3 separate regions of the Homo sapiens genome follow, and regions 1 and 3 are each linked to region 2. Evidence: read pairs that join two places in POLR2A ChIA-PET (ENCODE). Cell type or tissue: OCI-LY7. All regions are shown on one strand. Region 1 overlaps PCGF6 (polycomb group ring finger 6). Region 2 overlaps NT5C2 (5'-nucleotidase, cytosolic II). Region 3 overlaps WBP1L (WW domain binding protein 1 like).

What was found. ChIA-PET counts read pairs that join two places held together with the same protein. Peaks named below come from ENCODE experiments on the same cell type or tissue, not always from the same donor. Only the 100,000 strongest peaks of a DNase experiment are listed, where the experiment ranks them.
Region 1: POLR2A ChIA-PET joins it to region 2 with 5 read pairs; 9 of 35 experiments call an interaction of 5 or more read pairs at or near these places.
Region 3: POLR2A ChIA-PET joins it to region 2 with 6 read pairs; 3 of 35 experiments call an interaction of 5 or more read pairs at or near these places.

Annotation. Positions count from the first base shown.
Region 1 is chr10:103,295,663-103,303,662 of GRCh38, forward strand. It overlaps PCGF6 (polycomb group ring finger 6), which reads right to left. Exons shown (of 10, transcript NM_001011663.2): 10 at 7,134-8,000. Among named protein-coding and RNA genes, the nearest start is that of INA, 23 kb to the left of the region's middle. In OCI-LY7, no CTCF peak of the experiment used is centred here; no DNase peak of the experiment used is centred here.
Region 2 is chr10:103,180,680-103,188,679 of GRCh38, forward strand. NT5C2 (5'-nucleotidase, cytosolic II) reads right to left here. Exons shown (of 19, transcript NM_001351169.2): 2 at 506-649. Among named protein-coding and RNA genes, the nearest start is that of NT5C2, 8.6 kb to the right of the region's middle. RefSeq lists enhancers at 5,729-6,230, 6,231-6,730. In OCI-LY7, no CTCF peak of the experiment used is centred here; DNase peaks (open chromatin) are centred at 762 and 1,332; H3K4me3 peaks cover 5,498 bases; H3K27ac peaks cover 6,805 bases.
Region 3 is chr10:102,798,127-102,806,126 of GRCh38, forward strand. All of the region lies in intron 2 of WBP1L (WW domain binding protein 1 like), which reads left to right. It also overlaps the pseudogene RNU6-1231P. Among named protein-coding and RNA genes, the nearest start is that of CYP17A1-AS1, 31 kb to the right of the region's middle. In OCI-LY7, no CTCF peak of the experiment used is centred here; no DNase peak of the experiment used is centred here.

The DNA of each region.
Region 1 (8,000 bases), 110 kb after region 2:
TGAAACAAAACAGAGGAAGCTCAAGCTACAAAGAAAACTGAAGATTGAAGTTAGAGGGGTCTCTAGGCTTGCTTCCTCATTGATTAATCACTGTGGATCACCACATGGCTATTCTCTCCCATAATGAGGCAAATGGTCTCTGTTCTGGGTCTGAGACATTTCATTCTAGTTCTATCATACACTCCTAAGGGTTATAGAATGCTCAGTAGAGTGTAACCAAGATCATTTGTATAAGGACTAGAGTTTTGGAATACTAACGAGTGGCAGCTTTTAGTCAATTGCTGATTATTGCACATGGCAAAAATAGCATATTTTCTTAGAAGTGCTTATTAAAACAAATTTAACTCACAGGTTCATTTGCTATGCTACATGTATGAATAAGTGAGAGGTGTAATTTCAATCTTCCATGGTTTCCTGGGATAAGAATTCATACACGACATTTAAAATTCCTGATATTCTTTAGGGCTAAACAATACTTTATCTTAAACTAAGACTTTAGCTCAACAACAGGAACTCTTTCTGACAACTGAAACTGTCTGTCCATGGAATAATCTGGTCATAAAGCAGAAGCAGAAGAGCTAAGATTGGAATTAGGGTGAAAGCAGAATGCAGGTCCAACTTCTGCTCCTGAGATGTTGATCGCCAAGCTGTATCCCCATCTCTTTCCTGGTTATTGATAGAAGCAGGTAAGATGATAAATATGTAAGAAGAAAGGAAAAAATAGATGGCTCAACAGCAATCTTGTAATATTAATGGACCCTCTTATTCATCAGAAAGGAACTAACTCAGCAAAGTAATCTGAGAAGTGAGTATGTAAGGACCATATTTGAACTTGATAATAGATTGTGCCAGGTACTGTTCTCAGTGCTTTATATATTCACTTGATTCTCATGACAACCCCTTGAGTTAGGTACCATTGTTCCCTTTTACAGAGAAGAAAAACTAAAGTTTACAAAAGTTAAATAATATGTCCAAGATCACAGAGTTTGCAAGCAGCAAAGCTGGGATTTTATGTTTTTGTTTTTTGTTTTTGTTGTTTGTTTTTTTGTTTTTGTTTGTTTTTGAGACAGAGTCAGACTGGAGTGCAGTGGCATGATCTTGGCTCACCGCAACCTCTGCTTCCTGGGTTCAAGTGATTCTCCTGCTTCAGCCTCCCAGGTAGCTGAGACTACAGGTGCTTGCCACCATGCCCGGCTAATTTTTATATTTTTAGTAGAGATGGGGTTTCGCTATGTTGGTCAGGCTGGTCTCAAACTCCTGACCTCAGGTGATCTGCCTGCCTTGGCCTCCCAAAGTGCTGGGATTACAGGCGTGAGCCACCACACCTGGCCTACAGCGGGGATTTTAAGCTCTGTAGTCTGGCTCTATGATTTGTGTCCTTAACGACTATGCAATACTGCCTTTATGTCTTATTTTATTTTATTTTATTTTACTTATTTTTTAAGAGACAGAGTCTCATTCTGCCGCCCAGGCTGGAGTGCAGTGTTATAATTATAGCTCACTGCAGTCTTGAACTCCTGGGGTCAAGTGATCCTCCCGAGTAGCTGGGATTACAGGCACAAAGAACCGTGCCCAGCTCCCTGCCTTTATTTCTGTTCAGGGAAAAAAAATGTTCCTGGCAGCCTTTTCTTCATCTTCTAATTTAAAATATTATTCAACTAGCTTTTCTCTCAGGGAAAATGTTTCCTGAGAAACCTCAGAAGAAAAAATTGTTTCTCATTTCAATGAAAATGGTGTCATAATAAGAAGCCCTGTAAAACCACAGACACCATCAGCACCAAATCAAAATGCAGTATCGATCAAGCCATAATACCCATTCTGTGTAAGTAACTACTTGGCAGGCTTTCGGGAGATCAATATGTCATTTCATTTGTGAGAGGACTATTAATCTCTACAGGTAATAAAATTTAGATTTCACTAGTCCAGTTGTGAAGAGAAGCCAATAATCAAACTCATATACACAACAACATAATGAAAAAGGATAAAAAATAGGACTTCCTCTTAAGACATGGTCTACTAAAGAAAACAAAGATGAACATTCAGAATCAGCATGTGCTTGAATCTTCTCTATTATCAGAGGTTTCCAAGATAACAAAATACAGCATAGTGGTTGCAATGACTAGAGGTTCTTTTTTGAGACACAGTCTCACTCTGTCACCCAGGCTGGAGTGCAGTGGTGCAATCTCAGCTCACTGAAACCTCCGCCTCCCGGGTTCAAGCAATTCTCCTGCCTCAGCCTCCTGAGTAGCTGGGATTACAGGCACACGCCACCACGCCCGGCTAACTTTTGTATTTTTAGTAGAGATGGGGTTTTGTCATATTGGCCAGGCTGGTCTCAAACTCCTGACCTTGTGATCCGCCCACCTCGGCCACCCAAAGTGCTGGGATTACAGGCATGAGCCACTGCACCCAGCTGCGAGTTTTAAAGAAAAGAAAAAACAGAATAAAAATTTTAACAGTGAGTTACAAATACATCTGATGAGTAAATATCTCCTGGTGAAATTATAAGAACACTTATCTAAGAGTGGATAATAGGGTACACACTTTGGACAAGCTGAATTGGACAAATACATGGGTCCAAGGTGTTACTTTCAGGAATCCTAAACCAAGTCTCTGTAGGAGAGGGGATAGAGTATGTCCAGGTCGGTGTTAGCTTGGAGTCCAAAGGAAGAACTGTTGAAACTAGGTAAGAATGCATCTGACTGAAGCAGCAGAGAAAGGCAGTGCAGAGGAAGGAGAGTGACGCCCAAGGTCAGCGGGAATGGCTGAGATCTATATTACAGAGAAAACGGGATGGCATTAAAGGAGAAACGAGAAAACTGCTAAGCACTCATTCTGCCAAATTAAAACTACCACGAATGGCCAGGCACAGTGGCTCATGCCTGTAATCCCAGCATTTTGGGAGGCCAAGGAGGGCAGATCACCTGAGGTCAGGAGTTTGAGAGCAGCCTGGCCAACATAGTGAAACCCCGTTTCTACTAAAAATACAAAAATTAGCCGGGTGTGGTGGTGAGTGCCTGTAGTCCCAGCTACTCGGGAGGCTGAGGCAGGAGAATTCCTTGAACCTGGGAGGCAGAGGCTGCAGCCGGCTGAGATTGTGCCACTGCACTTTAGCCTGGGTGACAGAATGAGACTCTGTTTCAAAAAAAAAAAAAAAAATTAAAAAAAAAAATAAAACTACCATGAACTATTCCTCTGGGCATCTTTGCTTAATATTACCTCAGATAGGGATTAGGCAAAAACAAAAGGACCTGCAAATTGTCCCAATCAAACAAATCTTTCTTTAGCCATTGAAGTTAGGCTCTAGAATCTGTACTTCATATGCTCTATTGCAAACTTTTGTGCAGATTTGGGTATCTAGTTTTGTTTCTGTTTCTGTTCCTAGTAAAAACTCCTTTTGAAAAAACTTTCAACCAGGCGCAGTGGCTCATGCCTGTAATTTCAGCACTTTAGGAGGCTGAGGCAGGAGAATTGCTTGAACCTAGGCGGCAGAGGTTGCAGTGAGCTGAGATCGAGCCACTGCACTCCAGCTTGGGAGACAGAGTGAGACTCTGTGTCAAAAAAAAATTAATAAAATAAAAAACCTTCATCTCAGCTAAACTAAATGCATGGTGCTGGTGGTGACAATAAGACTAACACATGTATCCGGGCCTTGTGCACCTTCAGCAGAGATAAAGTGAGAACAGGTAAGTGGGGGAATCAGAGTGAATCAAGACTGGGCATTTGAGCCTGACATGGTGGCTCATGACTGTAACCCCAGCACTTTGGGATGCTGAGGTGGACAGAAACCCCAACTCCACTAAAAATACAAAAATTAGCCAGGCATGGTGGCAGGCACCTGTAGTCCCAGTTACTCAGGAGGCTGAGGTGGGGGAGGATTCCTTGAGCGGGGAAGATGGAGCCTGCAGTGAGCTGAGATCATGCCACGGCACTCCAGCCTGGGAAACAGAGGGAGACCTTATCTCAAAAAAAAAAAAAAAAAAAAAAAAAAAGCTGGGTGTGGTGGCTCATGCCTGTAATCCCAGCACTTTGGGAGGCTGAGGCAGGCGGATCATGAGGGTCAGGAGTTCGAGACCAACAACAACAACAACAACAACAAAAGACTGGGCGTTTTTTTTTTTTTTTTTTTTTTTAAGGAGACAGAGTCTCACTTTGTCACCCAGGCTGGAGTGTGCAGTGCAGTGGCATGATTGTAGCTCACTGCAGCCTTGACCTCCTGGGCTCAAGCAATCTCCTTGCTTCAGCCTCCCAAGTAGCTGGGATCAGAGGAGCACACAACCACGACTAGCTAATTTTTTTTTTTTTTAAACGGAGTCTTGCTCTGTCGCCCAGGCTGGAGTGCAGTGGCGTGATCTCCGCTCACTGCAAGCTCCGCCTCCCTGGTTCACGCCATTCTCCTGCCTCAGCCTCCTGAGTAGCTGGGACTACAGGCGCCTGCCACTATGCCCGGCTAATTTTTTGTATTTTTAGTAGAGATGGGGTTTCACCGTGTTAGCCAGGATGGTCTTGATCTCCTGACCTCGTGATCCGCCCACCTTGGCCTCCCAAAGTGCTGGGATTACAGGAGTGAGCCACCTCGCCCGGCACAACTAGCTAATTTTTATTTTTATTTTTTGAGACAGGATCTGCCTCTGTAACCCGGGCTATGTGCAGTGGTGCAATCTCAGCTGACTGCAACCTCCATCTCCTGGGCTCAAGTGATACTCCCACCTCAGCCTCTTGAGTAGATGGGACTACAGGCTCGCCCCACCATACCTGGCTAATTTTTGTATTTTTTGTAGAGTCGGTGTTTCGCCATGTTGCCCAGGCTGGTCTCAAACTCCTGGGCTCAGGCGATCCTCCCACATTTGCCTCCCGAAGTGCTGGAATTACAGGCGTGAGCCATGGTGCCCAGCATCTGGCTAATTTTTACTTGTGGTTTTTCCCTCATTTTTTGACCTTCTGGTTATTTAAAGACAGCTACAGGCCGGGCGCGGTGGCTCACGCCTGTAATCCTCGCACTTTGGGAGGCCGAGGTGCGTGGATCATGAGGTCAGGAGTTCAAGACCAGTCTGGCCAAGATGGTGAAACCCCATCTCTACTAAAAATACAAAAAATTAGCCGGGCACGGTGGCGGGCACGGTGGCAGGCACTTGTAATCTCAGCTACTTGGGAGGTTGAGGCAGAAAAATCGCTTGAACTCGGAGGATGGAGGTTGCAGTAAGCCGAGATCTTGCCAATGCACTCCAGCCTGGTGACAGAGCAAGACTCTGTTTAAAAAAAAAAAAGAAAAGGTAGAATTTTTTTGACTCACAGTACTTACCAATAACTGCTTTTTATTAGATTCTTAGAGGTGTTGTAACCCATAGGCTGTGAGTTCCTTGAAGACAGATCACTCCTCTTTGAATCTTCTTGTCCACACAATGTCTAACAAGTGACACTCTTAACTTGCTCATCACAGAAGTGTTTATCAAATAATTACATTTGATATTCTACTTTTAAGGAGATAAGTATTTTGCCATGTTACAGTAATGAATGGGATGGTTATTGAGGAAAATAGGGGGTAAGTGAATGCTTACCCCAAGTCTACAGTTGAGTCTCTGTGGGGATAATCTCTTCCCTGAAATGGCAAAATTTGTAATGTGGCCGGGCGCGTTGGCTCACACCTGTAATCCCAGCACTTTGGGAGGCTGAGGTGGGCGGATCACGAGGTCCACGAGGTCAGCAGTTTGAGACCAGCCTGACCAACATGGTGAAACCCCGTCTCTACTAAAAATACAAAAATTAGCTAGGCATGGTGGCGGGTGGCCTGTAATCCCAGCTATTCAGGAGGCTGAGGCAGGAGAATCGCTTAAACCCGGGAGGTAGAGGTTGCAGTGAGCCGAGATCATACCACTGCACTCCAGCCTGGGCAACAGTGCGAGACTTGTCTCAAAAAAAAAAAAAAAATTAGCCGTGTGTGGTGGCACAGGCCTGTAATCCCAGCTACTCGGGAGGCTGAGGCACAAGAATCGCTTGAATTTGGGAGGCAGAGGTAGCAGTGAGGTGAGATCACGCCACTGCACTCCACCTGGGTGACAGCCTTAAGACTCTGTCTCAAAAAAAAAAAAAAAAATCTGTAATGTTGAAAACAACAAAATCTGGGTTCTGAAGACAATAATCTTTAAACATTAACATCTCTTCAACTCTCGGTCAACTCACTTGTTACAAGTGGCACATTCTAAGTAGCTACTAAAGATCAGGCTTTTTTTGAGACAGTGTCTTGCTCTGTTGCCTAGGCTGGAGTGCAGCGGCAGGATCGTAGCTCACTGTAGCCTTGACCACCCAGGCTATTGATCCTCCTGAGTAGTTGGGACTACAGCCATTCACCACCATGCCCAGGTAATTTTTTTTTTTTTTCTGTAGAGATGGGATCTTGCTATGTTGCCTAGGCTGGTCTCGAATTCCTGAGCTCAAGTGATCTGCCCACCTTGGCCTCCCAAAGTGCTGGGATTACAGGCATGAGCCACCACGCCTGGCTTATTTTTTATTTTTTTTGAGATGGAGTCTCACTCACTCTGTCGCCCAGGCTGGAGAGCAGTGGCACAGTCTCGGCTCACTGCAACCTCCGTCTCCTGGGCTCAAGCGATTCTCCTGCCTCAGCCTCCCAAGTAGCTGGGAATACAGGCACACACCACCATGCCCAGCTACTTTTGTATTTTTAGTAGAGACGTTGGCCAGGCTGGTTTCAAACTCCTGACCTCAAATGATCTGCCCGTCTGGCCTCCCAAAGTGCTGGGATTACAGGCATGAGCCACAGTGCCTGACCTGGTTTTTTTTTTTTTTTTTGTGAGATGGAGTCTTGCTCTGTCTCCCAGGCTGGAATGCAATGGTGCAATCTCAGCTCACTGCCTCCCAGATTCAAGCAATTCTCCTTCCTCAGCCTCCTGAGTAGCTGGGATTACAGGTACCTGCTACCACACCCAGCTAATTTTTGTATTTTTAGTAGAGACGAGGCTTAACCATATTGGCCAGGCTGGTCTCAAACTCCTGACCTCAGGTGATCCACCTGCCTCGGTCTTCCAAAGTGCTGGGATTACAGGCGTGAGCCACTGCACCCAGCCCTGGCCTGGTTATTTTTTTTTTAACCCACAGTAAACACTAACATTCCCAAATAGGTTAAAATACATTTTTATTAAATGTTAGAATAAATTTATACACAATTCACAAATTCTTTACAAAGAATTGCCAATCTTTTTCCAATTTTGTAGTAGTCTCTACACATTCAGAAATTCTGCTGTTAAACAGGATTTATAAAATATTTCTTTCAGAAAGCATCACAATGCTAATTTTAGGCAAATAATGTTTTAAAACTGAAGTCTTTGCATGGAGGTGAGCTCAAACACCCTTATTCTTTATTGCAGTGATGAAATAATGAGAAAAATAAACATTAAACTGACTTACTAAGAAAACAATGAATAAGTAATTCTGTAAACTTCTCAAATTCTCCTAAAATTTTTTATTACTTTCAGAAGCAATACTATTGCAAGGTATCAACAACCACACTATGTACCCAAATAAAATGAATGTCAGAAATAAAAATACTGTCACAAAGAAGCACCCCTTATTGGAAGATGTATTGAAGAAGTCTTATTACACTGAAATTTTATGGCACAGATCATAAACTCAGAGTCTCTTCACACATAATAACAATTCATCCATTTTGAAATGAGTAACTTCTCCTTTGTAGTGTTGCTAGTATAAAAAAAGGTACAAGTTCAAAATATGCTGGCAACATACAAAAGTGGCCAATAGTTTTGGTCTTTGAGAGTACACCCTGCAGTTTAACAAAGACTGGCTTTGAATCTTCCACTCAAAAGCACACTTCTCTTCCAAAAAGATGACTGCCCAACTGATGCCATCCCAGAGAGCAGATATCCCAACCACCAACTTGAAATGGCTGAACAAAGAAAACTAACCAATTACTTCAAAGATGGGAAGCAAAATCAATGTCAAGGTATTTAAAATCATAAGAAATTTTA
Region 2 (8,000 bases):
GCCACTGCACTCCAGCCTGGGCGACAGAGATCCTGTCTCAAAAGAAAAAAAAAAACTTATACACAAATGTTCTTAGCAGCTTTGTAATGGCCAGAAACTACAAACAACCCAAATGTTATCCACAAGTAAATGGATAAAAAAAATTATGGTACATCTGTACAATGTAATACTACTATGCAATATAAAGGAATAAAGTATTTACATGCAAAACATTAAAAAATTCGTAATAACTACACTGAGTGAAAGAAGACAAAAAGAGTACATAGTGTATGATTCCGTATATATAAAATCCTAGAAAATGCACACTAATCTGACAGAACACAGACCAGTGGTTCCCTGGGGTAAGGAGGTCAAGTACGGAGAGGAGGAGGTATTACAAAGGAGCCCAGGAAAACTTTTGGGGAGAAGGGGTGATACGTTCAATATCTTCATTATGGTGATGGTTTCATGGGTACATATATATATGTTAAAATTTATTATATACTCTGTGCAACTTATTGTATACCAATTATGCCACAATAAGACTTTTTCAGCCAGTGGCAGTGGCTCACACTTGTAATCCCAGAACTTTGGGAGGCCGAGGCGAATGGATCACTTGACGTCAGGAGATCACATCACTGTACTCCAGCCTGGGCAGCAGAGCGAAACTCTGTCTCAAAAAAAAAAAAAATAATAATTCACAGGCAAAACATGCACAGTCCCCTTCACCACTACCATCACCCTCCCCCAAAGAAAGGAAAACAGCTGCTCCAACAGCTCTAGGCAACTGCTGAAAACAGGAAGCAAAGAGCAACTGAAACTGTAGGGTAAGCCTGGTTAGCAATCTGCACTGAATATTCTTTCCTTCAAAATGGTGTGCCAATAAAATGCTGATAGCCACATATAGTAAGACCACTATCTTTAAACTACAATGAAAGGAAATTTTGTCCCTCCCATAATTACCTCATTACTTAACATAATGTTAAGAAAAGTTCAAGAATTATGATGTAGTACAGTAATATTCTTCACGCCCAAACTGATAAAAGTATAAAAATAGCAGTAAAGGCCTGGCGTGGTGGCTCACGCCTGTAATCCTGGCACTTTGGGAGGCCAAGGTGGGTGGATCATTTGAGGTCAGGAGTTCGAGACCAGCCTGGCCAACATGATGAAACCCTGTCTCTACTAAAAACGGAAAAAAATCAGCCAGGCGTGGTGGCGTATCCCTGTAGTCCCAGCTACTCGAGAAGCTGAGGCAGGAGAATTGCTTCTCCCACCCGGGAGGCGGAGGTTGAAGTGAGCTGAGACTGCGCCACTGCACTCCAGCCTGGGCAACAGAGCGAGACTCTATCTCAAAAAAAAAAAAAAGAAAAAATAGCAGTCAGCACTTCTTTTCATGACAATTCTGCATTAAGACAAAATGCCACGCTGCTAGAGTTATACATTGGCAAACGCTCTTTAAAAAGTCATTTTACATGTCTGTTTCAAGTCAGGTCAGTAATTCATTTGGAATAAAGTGAGGAGCACTTTAACAATATGTAGAGCAGGTCTATCAGGCAGTGTTTAACACATGGCAATTTGAATCAAATATTCATTTTTCAATGGAATAAGTATGTCAACATAGATAATAGGGTAATAATAGCAGTATGAATAATCAGTAGTTTCTACTTCACTCAAATTTTAATTTTGTATTTAAAATACAAAACCTGGGTGGCTCACACCTGTAATCCCAGCACTTTGGGAAGCCGAGGCGGGTGGATCATCTGAGGTCAGGAGTTCAAGACCAGCCTGGCCAACATGGTGAAACCCTGTCTACTAAAAATATAAAAAGTAGCCAGGCGTGGTGGCAGGCACCCATAATCCCAGCAACTTGGGAGGGTGAGGCAGGAGAATCACTTGAACCCAGGAGGCAGAGCTTGCAGTGAGCCGAGATCCCGCCACTGTACTCTAGCCTGGGTGACAGAGCAAGACTCCATCTCAAAAAAAAAAAACTAAACTTGGCATTTTTAAGTTTTATAATCAACCATTCATTCTCATTCTAAGAACACTGCCCTAAAACTTACATGGAAAGGATAATTTTGAATAATTTCTTCAAATTTTCTCACCAGCCTGAAACTTATTTTGGTCTCTAAATACAACAACTTTCACTGCATATTACTCATGTTAAACTAGTTTATGGAAAAACAAAAGTTAAAGCTATATCCTCCATTTGTATGCCTCATATTGTACTAAATAGCCACATTTTATTCAGTCTTTGATAACCCTAGTCCTTGGCAGATAAGCAAGTAAAATCAATAACCTATAGTAGTTAGACATTTGGTTTTATCATTATATTGTGCTTAAGGGCCTCTCTGTAACATAGCCACAGACCAACTTACTTACAAATACATCCCCTTAAAAACATGGAAAGTCAGATGCAAGTTTACTTTAATTCATCTACCAGTACTGCTGAAAAACTAAATCCTCATATTTGTAGTTAACAGTGTCACCTATAACTCAAAGAATAGCACTGTGAAATAAGCTATAGCTTTTTTAAGTATTTTGTAACCTTTACTCCTTATCATCACAAAACACATGAAAGGAGATATATATATATGTGTGTGTGTGATATATATATATATATATATATATATATATATCACACACTCCTTCCCTCCCCTCTTTCCTGAAATTATTAGCTTTTTTTTTTTTTTTTTAACAATCTATCCCTCCTTCTTGGAATTACTAGTTTTAAACTGTTCTTTAATAACTCTAATGAATTTTGAAAAATTCCTGCCCCAAATCCCTCTCAATATTGCCTCTGCATCATTCTTCCTTTCTTTTCTTCTACTGCAAAAATAATTAAACAAATGCTTTTTTTTTTTTTTTTTTTTAAAGACGAAGTCTCTTTCGCTCTGTCTTCCAGGCTGGAGTACAGTGGCACCATCTCAGCTCACTGCAAGCTCTGCCTCCTGGGTTCACGCCATATATATATATATACATATACATACACACATACACACACACATATATATATACTTTAAGTGGGGGTGGGAGGAGGGTGAGGGATGAGAAATTACCTGATGAGTACAATGTACACTATTCAGGTGATGGTTACACTAAAAAGCCAGACCACTGCTATGCTATATATCCAAAACTGTACCCCCTAAATCTATAAAAATTAAAAAATAAAATAGTTTAAGATGAAGAAATGCCTATTTTTCCAGAAGGCTCCTTGAAACTGTTGCATTTAAATTATCTTAAATGTTTCATTACCTCTCATCTTTTAAATAGTTCATGATAAGTTTTTGGTTTTTTTTTTTTTTAGTTTTTTTGAGACAGAGTTTCACTCTTGTTGCCCAGGCTGGAGTGCAATGACGCGATCTCGGCTCAATGCAACCTCCGCCTCCCAGATTCAAGCGATTCTCCTGCGTCAGCCTCCCAAGTAGCTGGGATTACAGGCATGAGCCACCACGCCCGGCTAATTTTGTATTTTTAGTACAGACGGGGTTTCACCGTGTTGGTTAGGCTGGTCTCGAATTCCTGACCTCAAGTGATCCACCTGCCTCCCAAAGTGCTGGAATTACAGGAATGTGCCACCGTGCCCAGCCTATAAACAAGTTTTTTTGTTTATTTTTCATTTCATTATTTTCATTCAGAGTTCTTTATGTCACTTGTCCCAAACTGCACTACACATTCCTGTCAAAGGCCAACACTCAATAGTTCACACACCAAAGTGATGCCAACAGTTAACAAACTCCAACTAATAACATCACACTTACCCACACACATCACTCACTGTCCTCTTACCCTGCTTTACTTGTTTTTTGCACATAACCCTTACATTTGACAGTTTGCATTCTGTCAATCTCTCCAAAATATAAGCTCCATAAGGGAGAGGAGTGTTTTATTTGCTGCTGTATCCCCAGCATCTCGCACAGTAGACTTAACAGACAGAAATAAATGAACCATTAAACGTCTACACATGGAGCCCTTTGCTTTTCAGAAGCCTATTTTTGTGTAAGCCTGAAAATGCAAGAATAACTGCAGAAGTCCCTTTTAATACTCTAAATGAATCTTTGTGAAATCTTATTCTTGGTTCACAAATACATAAGATTCTTGGCTTGATTAACATAATATTTTGCTAACATTTCAACATCAGGCCTCGGAACAAAAGCTTCCTTGTTCTCCGAAGGAAAAATAACAAAGTTGAGAAGAGAGAACTTGTCGAGTGAGAAATGCAGTACCTGTTGCCTTGACAATTTGTTTTTCTTCTTCAAGCAGCTACATGCTCCTATCTGTAGTCTGAAATTGTAACTAGAAACTACAAATTTATTTCATCTGTTCCTAAACTTTTGAAAATATACAAAAAAGACTAATTTTGCTATGTTCTCATCAACATTCTATTGCTACTATCCTGCCATATCACATAGAATGCTATATATTTGTTCTACATCAACACATTAAGGCTGCTTCTAACTGAATGTTTTGAATAATACCGGACCTTCAACAATAACATGGTTATTGACACAAAGGAACAAGAGAGCATGTAAGGAAAACATTTTAAAAGACTGAGCTATTTCTTCAAAACGTTGCCATAATTAACTGAGGTCTTCAAAAGCATAAAGGTATAAACCAGCTGTACAATTTTTACATTCAGACGATATATAATACTTTGCACCTTTAGTAATGACTCCTGAATACTCCTTTAAAAAAAAAAAATACATAGGGCAAGGTGCAGTGGCTCACACCTATAATCCCACCACTCTGGGAGGCCAAGCCAGGCGGATCCCTTGAGCCTAGGAGTTCGAGACCAGCCTAAGCAACATGGCAAAACCCCCATCTCTATAAAAACATGCAAAAATTAGACAGGCATGGTGACGGGTGCCTGTAGACCCAGCTACTCGGGAGGCTGAGGTAGGAAGATTGCTTGAGCCGGGAAGGCAGAGATTGCGTGAGCCAAGATCGCACCACTGCACACTCCAGCCTGGACAACAGACAAAGACCCTGTCTCCAAAAAAAAAAAAAAGGAAAAAAAAAAAAAAGCAGGTAAAAAACTGCTTTATTTCAGGAAAGAACTCATTCTCTTACCAATGAACTCCTGCTCACCATTCAACTTTGGTTTAGCTCTTATTTTTCCTGTTACAAAATAATTTAAAAAGATAAAATCGGAAAGGCATAAATAACCACAGACCACAGTATTTCTACCTTTTAATATATAAATTCATACTTAAGGTTTAGTCCACCTATTTGGTTAAAATTCAGAGATATGCATGAGTTCGATGCCTTAATAATGCTAACATAATAACAGCTGACATTTATTGAGTACTTACTATTTTTCATGTATGATTCTAAGCAGCATAGTACATATTTTAACTCACTGACTTTTCAGAACAACCCTATATGTTAGGTACTATTATCCTCATTTTACGAAGAAGTAAACAGGAAAGAGAAGTTAGATAATTTGAAGTCACAGAATTATACTGTGGTTAAGAGTACGGATTCTGGAGCCACACTGCCTGCGTTCAAAACCTGGCTCTAACACCAACTAGCTCTACGACTAAGCAAATTATAAGCACTACAGTTTCTTCCATTGCAAAACAGGTAGAGTTGGAACAAGGATGTAAGGTGCTAAGAACAGTGGCTGAGACATGGAAATTGGTCAATATAAACTGTTTATAATGCTTGAGTGCAAGATGTTTGAATACTTGAAGCCTTAGCACAATACAGTACTTGATGTTTGCAGGAATGAGTAATAGGCTTCTACTTTTGGAGTCAAAACCTCATAGCGTCCATTACGTATCAGAGGCTGTAACAATTTCACACATTTATCACGTCAATTAAAGTATCCTAAATATAAGGACAACTATAGCTATAGGTTTGTTTCCTTTCTTCCTGGAAGCTCTCAGACCTAGAGAGAATTAATTCAAGATTTATTTCACCAAACCTACTTCAAAAGTAAACGAGTAATTCAAGGCTTAAAAAAATGGCATTTACTGGCTGGGTGCGGTGGCTCATGCCTGTAATCCCAGCACTTTGGGAGGCCGAGGCGGGCGGATCACAAGGTACAGAGATCGAGACCATCCTGGCTAACACAGTGAAACCCCGTCTCTACTAAAAATACAAAAAAATAGCCAGGCGTGGTGGCACATGCCTGTAATCCCAGCACTAGGGAGGCTGAGGCAGAGGAACAGCTTGAACCCGGGAGATGGAGGCTGCAGTGAGCTGACATGGAGCCACTGCACTCCAGCCTGGGTGACAGAGCAAGACTCCGTCTCAAAAAAAAAAAAAAAAAGGCATTTACTGACCAGATTTGTGAAAGATTCTAATGTTAGGCCAGGGGCGGTGGTTCACGCCTATAATCCCAGCACTCTGGGAGGCTGAGGTGGGCGGATCACCTGAGGTCAGGAGTTCAAGACCAGCCTGGCCAACAGGGCAAAACCTGTCTCTACTAAAAATACAAAAATTAGCTAGGCATGGTGGCGCATACCTGTAATCCCAGCTACTAGGGAGGCTGAGGCAGGAGAATCGCTTAAACCCAGCAGGCGGAAGTTGCAGTACGCTGAGAGCGCACCTCTACACTCCAGCTTGGGCAACACAGAGAGACTCCACCTTAAAAAAATAAAAAAGGCCAGTTGCAGTGGCTCACATCTGTAATCCCAGCACTTTGGGAGGCTGAGGCGGGTAGATTACAAGGTCAGGAGTTCAAGACCAGCTTGGCCAAAATGAAGAAACTCCATCTCTACTAAAAATAAAATAAAATAAAAAATTAGCCAGGTGTAGTGGTGGGCGCCTGTAATCCCAGCTACTCGGGAGATTAAGGCAGAGAATTGCTTGAACCCGGGAGGCAGAGGTTGCAGTGAGCTGAGACTGCACCAATGCACTTCAGCCTGGGGGGCAGAGTGAGAATCCATCTTAAAAAAAAAAAAAAAAAAAAACTTTTAATGTTTACTCTCCAAGCCACAGCTTGGTCTTATTTACACAGCATGATACTGTTAAATGCTTATTAAAATAACTTAAAATTCTTATAATTTTGATACAGAATGTTTGAGCTATTTCAATCTACACACTATTATTCTAGCTGGTTTACTTAGCAGCTCTCAAACAAACTAGATAGAGATACACAAATGCCTAACTAGATTCTAATATGACTGCTATAAAAAGTGTGCAAAATATTTTTCAAGGATAGTCAAATACATGTACTACTCATCTTTAAAGGCAAATGAGACAAAATAATGTAGAAGAGCAGAAATCTGTAAAATATTTACACTAAAATGAATTCAAAAATTTCATTTTCTACAATATTCTGACCCAAAATCAGAGCATAACAAAAGCATGTCCTGTCCTTATGAATTTATAGAGCATAATTTTATGACAAACATAATGGTAGAAAAAGAATATGTAACACAAATACTAGCTGATCATATTAAAGATAAAATAGGGCGGACGCGGTGGCTCACGCCTGTAATCCCAATGCTTTGGGAGGCCGAGGCAGGTGGATCACGAGGTCAGGAGTTCGAGACCAGCCTGGCCAACATAGCGAAACCCCCATCTCCACTAAAAATACAAAAAAATTAGCCAGGCATGGTGGCGGGCGCCTGTAATCCCAGCTACTCGGGAGGCTGAGCCAGACGAATCACTTGAACCCAGGAGGTGGAAGTTGCAGTAAGCAGAGATCACGCCATTGCACTCCAGCCCAGGCGACAGTGCAAAAATCAAAAATGAATAAATAAATAAAAAATAAAGATAAACTAAGCAGAAAAAAATACGCACTGTCAATAAACCTAAATGTGAAAAAGCAAAACCATACAATTTACAGAAGAATATAGAGATGAACAGCCTTACGGATCAAAGGTAGGGAAGACTTTCTTGCATAAAAGACAAAAAATGCAAAACATTTTGGGATTCACTTTCCCCATCTGTCAAATGAAGGCATTGAACGTGGAAGACTCTCAAGTTCCCTTCCAGATGTAGAAACAGATTTATGGGTCCAGATTCTGTAGAGGTCACAGTGTTTTTTACAATTTTTTACGATCAGTTGCCCA
Region 3 (8,000 bases), 380 kb before region 2:
CCAGGGTCCCAGTTACTGCCTCTGCTTAGTGGGAAACTCTGGGCATTAGCCCTTTTCGGATTCTCTTGGGGACAGTGTTGGTGAGTGGAATCTGTTTATGGGTTCCAGAAGTGCTTCCTTTGTAGAGGAAGAGAGTTCTGGTGCTCTTTGGACTTTGTTAGCTGAAGACTAGAGAATATGGTCTTAGCCAGGTCTGCTGCAGAAGCTCTTGCCTGAGGTTCTCCTGGCTGCCCTCTCCATTGTGTGCTGAGCAGCTGACAACAACTTAGATGCTTCCTTGGGCCCTCCCAGAAGCCCAGGTTTGCCTTTCTTTTTTTTTTTGACGGAGTCTCGCTCTGTCACCAGGCTGGAGTGCAGGCGCAACCTCAGCTCATTGCAGCCTCTGCCTCCCGAGTTCAACTGATTCTCCTCCCTCAGCCTCCTGAGTAGCTGGTACTACAGGTGTGCACCACCATGCCCAACTAATTTTTGTATTTTTAGGAGAGATGGGGTTTCACCGTATTGGCCAAGATGGTCTCGATCTGTTGACCTCGTGATCTGCCCGCCTTGGCTTCCCAAAGTGCTGGGATTAGAGGCGTGAGCCACCACACCTGGCTGGCTTGCTGTTTTTGCAGAGAGAGGTTGCAAGCCAAGCTACTATGAATGCCAGGCCACTCTAGATGGTCACTATGCCATTTTCTTGTAAGGACCACAGGGGCTTCCAGAATTTCCCATAGAACCTCATGGAGTGCCTCTGTTTCTGAGGGTCCTTCGGAAAGGAACAGTCTTTCCCTAGGTCCTTGCCTATAGAGGACCTTCTGGAGAAAGGGAGTCTTGAGGCTCAGCTCCTTTTATTTCTTACCCAGTTCTCACATGGAAGTTCCTGGAGGATTCTCCAGTGTACCTAACCTTTTACTGTCAGCTAAATCCCATGTGGAGGCTGGGCACAGTAGCTCACGCTTATAATCCCAGCACCCTGGGAGGCCAAGGCATGTGGATCACTTGAGCCCAAGAGTTCAATACCAGCCTGGCTAACATGGTGAAACCCCCTCTCTACTAAAAATACAAAAATTATCTGGGCATGGTGGTGTGTGCCTGCAGTCCCAGCTACTCAGGAGGCTGAGGCAGGAGAATCACTTGAACCCGGGAGGCGGAGGTTGCAGTGAGCCGAGGTTGCGCCACTGCACTCCAGCCTGGGCAACAGAGCGAGGCTCCATCTAAAAAAAAAAAAAGAAAAATGCCATGTGGAAACCATCTTTGTCTTGCCACTGGTTTGACTGAAGCCAGAACCACTTGCTTCTTCAAGTTGCACGACAGTGGTGATGGTGTTAGGGTCTTCAGGGAGTGACCCAAGGTTGCTTCAACTGACACTCTTTGTACTCTGACCTTCCTGGAACTCAGACGAGACAGTGTAGGATGCTGGACAAAGAATGAGAGGGTGTTGGGGGGGTGGTGCTTAGGACAGCGAGGCCCCAGGTGACTGACATTGCCGTAGTTCTTACAATTGTCTCTTGAGAAAGGAGACTGCAGGCGGTTTCCCCAGATGATTCTAAGCCCTCATCACTGCCTCCATTTGGAAACAGACTTCGGGTTTGTCAAACCATGACCTTGCCCCCACCATCCTATCTGCGCCTTTCCCCTTTCTCATCCCCCCCATCAACCCCTGTGTCAGTGATATGGCAAGAAAGCAGCCAGAAGGACTATTGTTTGGTCCAGAAAGGAAATTAGACTCTTGGCTGGGAGGTCTGTCCATCTGAAATGCAGTTGTATTTGTAGCCAACAGGAGTGGTTCCTCCAAACAAGACCTCTCCCTCACCCTCGCTTTTCCCTTTTGAGGACTGAGGACGGGCTCATCTGCCTTTCTGAGGAATTCCAGGAGCAGTCCAGTGCAGGAGAGCACAAGGCTCAAGATGTCCCCACCAGACCTGCAGATATATAAGCAGCAGTGAAGGAGGGCACAGTCATTGTTGCTATTTTAGAAGGGGTGGGGCTGAGAAACTTACTAGAGGACACACAGTGCCAAGCAGGTAGACAGACTCTGTTTAAATGTTTTAAAATGCAGATAACCACAGGGTTCAAATTCTCCTTCCCACCCTTTGTTAAAACAAAAGTTGAAGCTGGGCTGCCAAAAAGCCACAGAGCTGTAGTTTGTTTTTCTGGGTCCTGGCCAGGCGGCATCAGTTGTGAAAAGGAACGAAGTTGCTCATGGCCCCGTCTCAGATTGACAGAGCCTCCTGGGCTTTTGGCAGAGCCGACTCAGGAGCCACCTGAATTGGGTCACCAAAGCCAGGGCAGGGGGGTGGAGTGGTGGGGACAGGGAGACCCAGAGGGCAAGGAGGTAGTCTGGGAAAGCAGGTGCCTCACCCCAAGGGCTTAAAGAAAGTCAGAGAAAGAGCTGCATGAACGGCTAAGTGTCTCTCTAGCTACGGGCGTTTAGGAAAGGAGGCCCAGCAGAGAGCAGTGTCTAGACGGAGAGAAAAGGTGCCCCGTTAAATGAGCTGGCATGTGTTTTCCACGTTCTGGAGGCATGGGAGACATAAAAGCAAAACGCCCTTCTCAGGAAGTCCTCCGATCTCCCTCTTTATTGAGGTCATGGCTTCTGCCTGGTGTGTATGGGAGGGAGGTTGATGTTGGAACAAACACCTGAAGTTCTCATCAAAATGGCACTTTTTGTTGCTTTCAACCCTGTTCCCTCTAACTGCCTCTCAACTTTGCCTGAAGTGTGAAAGTCACGGGCTTTGGGCTGATTTCCTTCCCACCTTCCTTTGGAAAGAAAATTCCTCAGCCAGGAAATCCTTTGGCAGAGTTTTCATCAGACAGGGCAACTCCTTAACTATAGTTGCCTACAGGAAAGGCCTCCGGGAAAAAATGCCATTTCTACCCACCCTTTACCTCTACTAAACTGCATTTTCCTGTGTGCTGAGGAAAATTCTCAATTCTCACACACATACTTACACACACACACGGTTTACACAGACACACAAGCACACATAGACCTGAGCTCTGGCCGGCAACCTTTCCCACATGTCTTTTCAATGTTTCATAACCCAAACCAGTTATTGGGCCTGCATGTGTTGAGAACGGCAGATCCTGTTTAATAGGGGCAGTAGTTGAGGCTATTAAGGACCTGATCGTTGTTAGTATTATCTCCATGCATTTTTACGGCACCTGTACTTTAATTCATCATTCCATCAGTTATTCATTCAGCAAACCCTTATTCCAGTGCTCTTGAACTTTAGCAGGCATCAGAATTTCCTGAAGGGCTACCGAAAACACACACTTCTGGGCCCTACTCCCAGAGCTTTTGATTCAAAACTGAGAATTTAAAAACCTGAGAATGTGCAATTGTAACAAGTTCCTAGTTGATGCTGTGACCTCCTCTGGGCTGGAAACTGGAGAGACAGAATTCTTACCTTCAGAAGGTAATCCAGCGGGGAGGGGATAGGATGTGCATTGGCCCAAACCCCAAAGCCACTCCTCCCTGTTCTCATCCTGGGGCTCTCTCCACTCAGCAAGCTACATTTTCCAGGGAGAGATCAAAGTTGGGAATTTCTGCCCTTGAGATCATTTGGGAGAATTTCACCCAGGCATCAGTTTCCCCTGGTTTGGGCTTTAGGAGGGAGAGGGGTATGTTTCTGGACAGTGGAATTTCCCTGAAGTGACACAAAACAGGCTATTAGCAAATCCTGTCAGTGCTGCCCAACTCGTTTTTCATTTTTTATTCTCTCTCTTTTTTTCTTTCTCTCTCTCTTTCCTTTCCCTCCCTCCCATCTCCCTCCTCCTCTCTCCCCTCCCTCTCCACTCTTCCTCTCCCCTCCCTCCCCACTTTTCCTCCCCCCTCCCTCCCACCCTTCCCTACCCTTCCCCCCACCCCCACCCTTCCCCCACCCTGCCACCCCTCCCCCACCTTCCCACCCTTCCCCCCACCCTCCCCTCCCCTTCCTCCACCCTCCCCTACCCTTCCCCCAGCCTTTCCCTTTCCCCCTTCCCCCTCCTCCTTCCACCTTCTCCTTCCTTCCTTCCTTCCTTCCTTCCTTCCTCTTTTTGTGTGTGTGAGACAAGGTTTCACTCTATCACCCAGGCTGGAGTGTAGTGGTATGATCTTTGGTCACTGCAGCCTTAACCTCCTGGACTCAAGGGATCCTCCTGCCTCAGCCACTTAAGTAGCTGGGACTATGAGTATGTGCCACCATGCCCATCTAATTTTTGTATTTTTTTGTAGAGATAAGGTTTCGCCATGTTGCCCAAGCTTCGTTTTTTACCTGCCGTTTTTTTTTGTTTTGTTTTTAGTTTGTCTTAAGATACCCATTGTTAGCAAGAGCTCAGTAAATAGGAGTTGATTGAATTTCCAGTGCCAAGAACAGAACCTAAAAGCAGACTTTGGACTTGTTCCTAACCTGTGTTTCTTTTTTCCTTTTCTTTCTTGAGACAGCGTCTCACTCCCTCGCCCAGGCTGAAGTGCAGTGGCATGATCTCGCTTCCCAGGTCCAAGCGATTCTCCCACCTCAGCCTCCCAAATAGCTGGAATTACAGGTGTGCGCCAGCATGCCCAGCTAATTTTTGTATTTTTAGTAGAGATGGGGTTTCACCATGTTGGCCAGGCTGGTCTCCAAATTCTGACCTCAAGTGATCCACCTGCCTCAGCCTCCCAAAGTGCTGGGATTACAGGCATGAGCCACCACACTGGGCCCTGTGTTTCTTTATGGAATACTTTTTGGGGGTTAAAAGGGAAATTGAAAGGAAATTTTAAAGGAAACCCTGCCCATCTATGGTTAAGCCTGTAACAACAACAATAAACACACTAAGAACTTACCATACATCAGGCATAGTTCTGCGTATACTACATATATTAACTCATTTAGTCCTCACAGTGACCAGATAAGTTAGAGACCTTTATTCTCCCCGTTTTACAGATGAGGGAAGTAAAACCAAAATGACCAAGGTCACAAAGCTAGAATATGTGTTTTTAAGCTGGGCTTTGAACCCAGGCCATCTGCCTTTTCTCTTCCACGTCTGCAGTCATGCTTGTAGGAAAGTTGGCTGGGCTTTCAGAAGAAGTTGCGAGTCTCTGACGTCTTCATTTCCCAAATTCAGGCCTTTTCCACTGTGGCAGTGGCAGGAGCTCTTGCTGAGAGCAAGGAAGGGCCAGGGGAGCCAGTCACCCACCGTCCTGCAGGATGGGAGGAGAGCTCACTTACAGTATGCTTGAGCCTCCTAATGGGGAATTTCCTGCCAGTTGAAGAGTGGTGTTTTCCCAAGTTTGTAGTGAACTCTTGGGGTTTGTAGTGTAGTCATGGGGCACATGACTCAGTTCCTACACTGGACTGTGATTGTTTTTAAAAACATGTTTTCCATTTTGCTTAGCATGACAAATGCACCCCACAGTGAACTCACAATTTTCAAAACTTGTCTTTGAGGAATGTAGTCTCTTGGTAGGTGTGTGTTTGTTGGGGAAAGGAGGGTCATATTTCTGTCTCTGGTGTGTCTTTTGTTGGGTTTTCCTTTTTTTTTTTTTTGGAGGCAGGGTCTTGCTCTGTCTGTTGCCCAGGCTGGAGTGCAGTGGCGCTATCTTGGCTCACTGCAAGCTCCGCCTCCCAGGTTCACGCCATTCTCCTGCCTCAGCCTCCCGAGTGGCTGGGACTATAGGTGCCTGCCACTACGCCCAGCTAATTTTTTGTATTTTTAGTGGAGACGAGGTTTCACTGTGTTAGCTAGGATGGTCTCCTCGTGATTCGCCCGCCTTGTCCTCCCAAAGTGCTGGGATTCTAGCCTTGAGCCACCGCGCCCAGCCAGGTTTTCCTTTTTTTTAAAGTTTTCTTCTTTGTGCTTACTTCAGCAGCACCTATACTAAAATTGGAATGATACTGAGATTAGTGTGGCCCCGGCCAAGGATAGCAGGCAAATTTGTGAAGCACTCCATAAAAAAAAGTAAAAAATGTAAAAATGAACTTTCTTCCTTGGTTTTGAAATCTAGCTAAAAGATTAAAATTTTTCCTAAGTTGGCCAGGTGTGGTGACTCACACCTGTAATCCCAGCACTTTGGGAGGCTGAGGTGGGTGGATCACTTGAGGTCAGGAGTTCGAGACCAGCCTGGCCAACATGGTGAAATGCCATCTCCACTAAAAATACAAAATTAGCTGGGTGTGGTGGTGCATGCCTGTAGTTCCAGCTACTTGGGAGGCTGAGGCAGGAGATTCGTTTGAACCCGAGAGGCGGAGGTTGCAGTGAGCCGAGATCACACCACTCCACTCCAGCCTGGGTGACAGAGCAAGACCCTGTCTCAAAAAAAAAAAAAAAAAAGCCCTTTTTTTTTTAAAAAAAAAATTATACTTCTGGTTCAGTGAATCTAGCCTTTTTCTGGATCAAGGATTCCTTTAAAAATCTGATGAACACTTTAAATTCTCTCCCCAAGAAAAACTTGTAATCACACTGCAGTAGTCAGGATAGGCTAAGTTGTGCCACAGGAACAAGCAAGTCCAAAATCCTAGTGACCTAAAAACAGCAGGTTTATTCCTCACTCACACTGTGTGTCCATCGAAGGTTGGATGAGAGTTTTGTTTCCACTTCACCATCCTCTGGGACCCAGACTGATGTGAAATCACCATCTGGGATGTTGCCAGTTGCCAAAACAGAAGGAAGACTAATGGAGGGTCTCATATTAGCAAGACACATTTTGGCCTCTAAGTGACATATATCACATCCAATCTCAATTCATTAGTTAGACTTAGTCCCAAAGCCTCACCCAGTCACAAGGGGGTCAGGAAGTTCAAGCCTACCCACATGCCTAGAAGGAGAAGAAGCAGAAATACTTGGCAAACATGAAAACCAATGCATGAGATTTTCTTTAAAACGGGGAAAACAAAACAAAACAAAACAAAACAAAAACAACCATGTTGGCCAGGTGTGGTGGCTCATACCTGTAATCCTAGCACTTTGGGAGCCAAGGTGGGAGGATTACTTGAAGCCAGGAGTTTGAGAGCAGCCTGGGCAACAAAGTGAGACCACCCCCCTATATCTACAAAAAATTTAAAAATTAGCCAGGTGTGGTGTGCACCTGTAGTCCTAGCTACTAGAGAGGCTAAAGTGGGCTCCTTGAGCCCAGGAGTTGGAGGCTGTAGTGAGTTCTGGTCTCTACTGTACTCCAGCCTGGGTGACAGAGTAATACCTGTCTCAAAAATTTATTTTAATTAAATTTTTTAAAAAATTGTAAAAGCTGTGAAATAGATCATATATATTGCAGTATAAAAGTTAGAAGTTGGTTTACCTTTAGGTAGAGAACTATTGAAAAAATGACTGGTGGCCAGGTAAAAAACTAGTAGAGTTAGATGCTGGCTATCTTTTTTTTTTTTAGAGATGGGATCTCGCTGTGTTACCCAGGCTGACCTCACAAGAAGCAATCCTCTCATCTCAGCCTCCCAAGTAGCTAGGATTTTAGTTGTGAGCCACTGCGCCAAGCAGATGCTGATTACCTAACGGGAGAATGTACTTTTAAAATTTTAAAGTTTGGCCATCTCTGGTATTTCACACCTGTAATCCCAGCACTTTGGGAGGCTGAGGCAGGGGGATTGCTTGAGACCAGAGTTTGTTTGAGACCAGCCTGGGCAACCTTGTGAGACCTCATCTCAACAACAACAACAACAAAATTAGTGGGGTGTGGTGGTGCATGCCCGTAGTCCCAGCTACTCAGGAGGCCAGAGCGGGAGGATCACCTGAGCCCAGGAGATCAAGGCTGCAGTGAGCTGCGTTCACACCACTGCACTCTACCCTGGGTGACAGTGAGACCTTGTCTCTTAAAAATAAGTTAAAAAAAATTGGCCTGGCACGGTGGCTCACACCTGTAATCCCAGCACTTTGGGAGGCTGAGGCGGGCGGATCACTTGAGCTCAGGATTTTGAGACCAGCCTGGCCAACATGGTGAAACCCTGTCTCTACTAAAAATACAAAAAAAAAAAAACCAATTAGATGGGTGTAGTGGCACGCACCTGTAGTTGCAGCTGCTGAGGAGGCTGAGGCACAAGAAT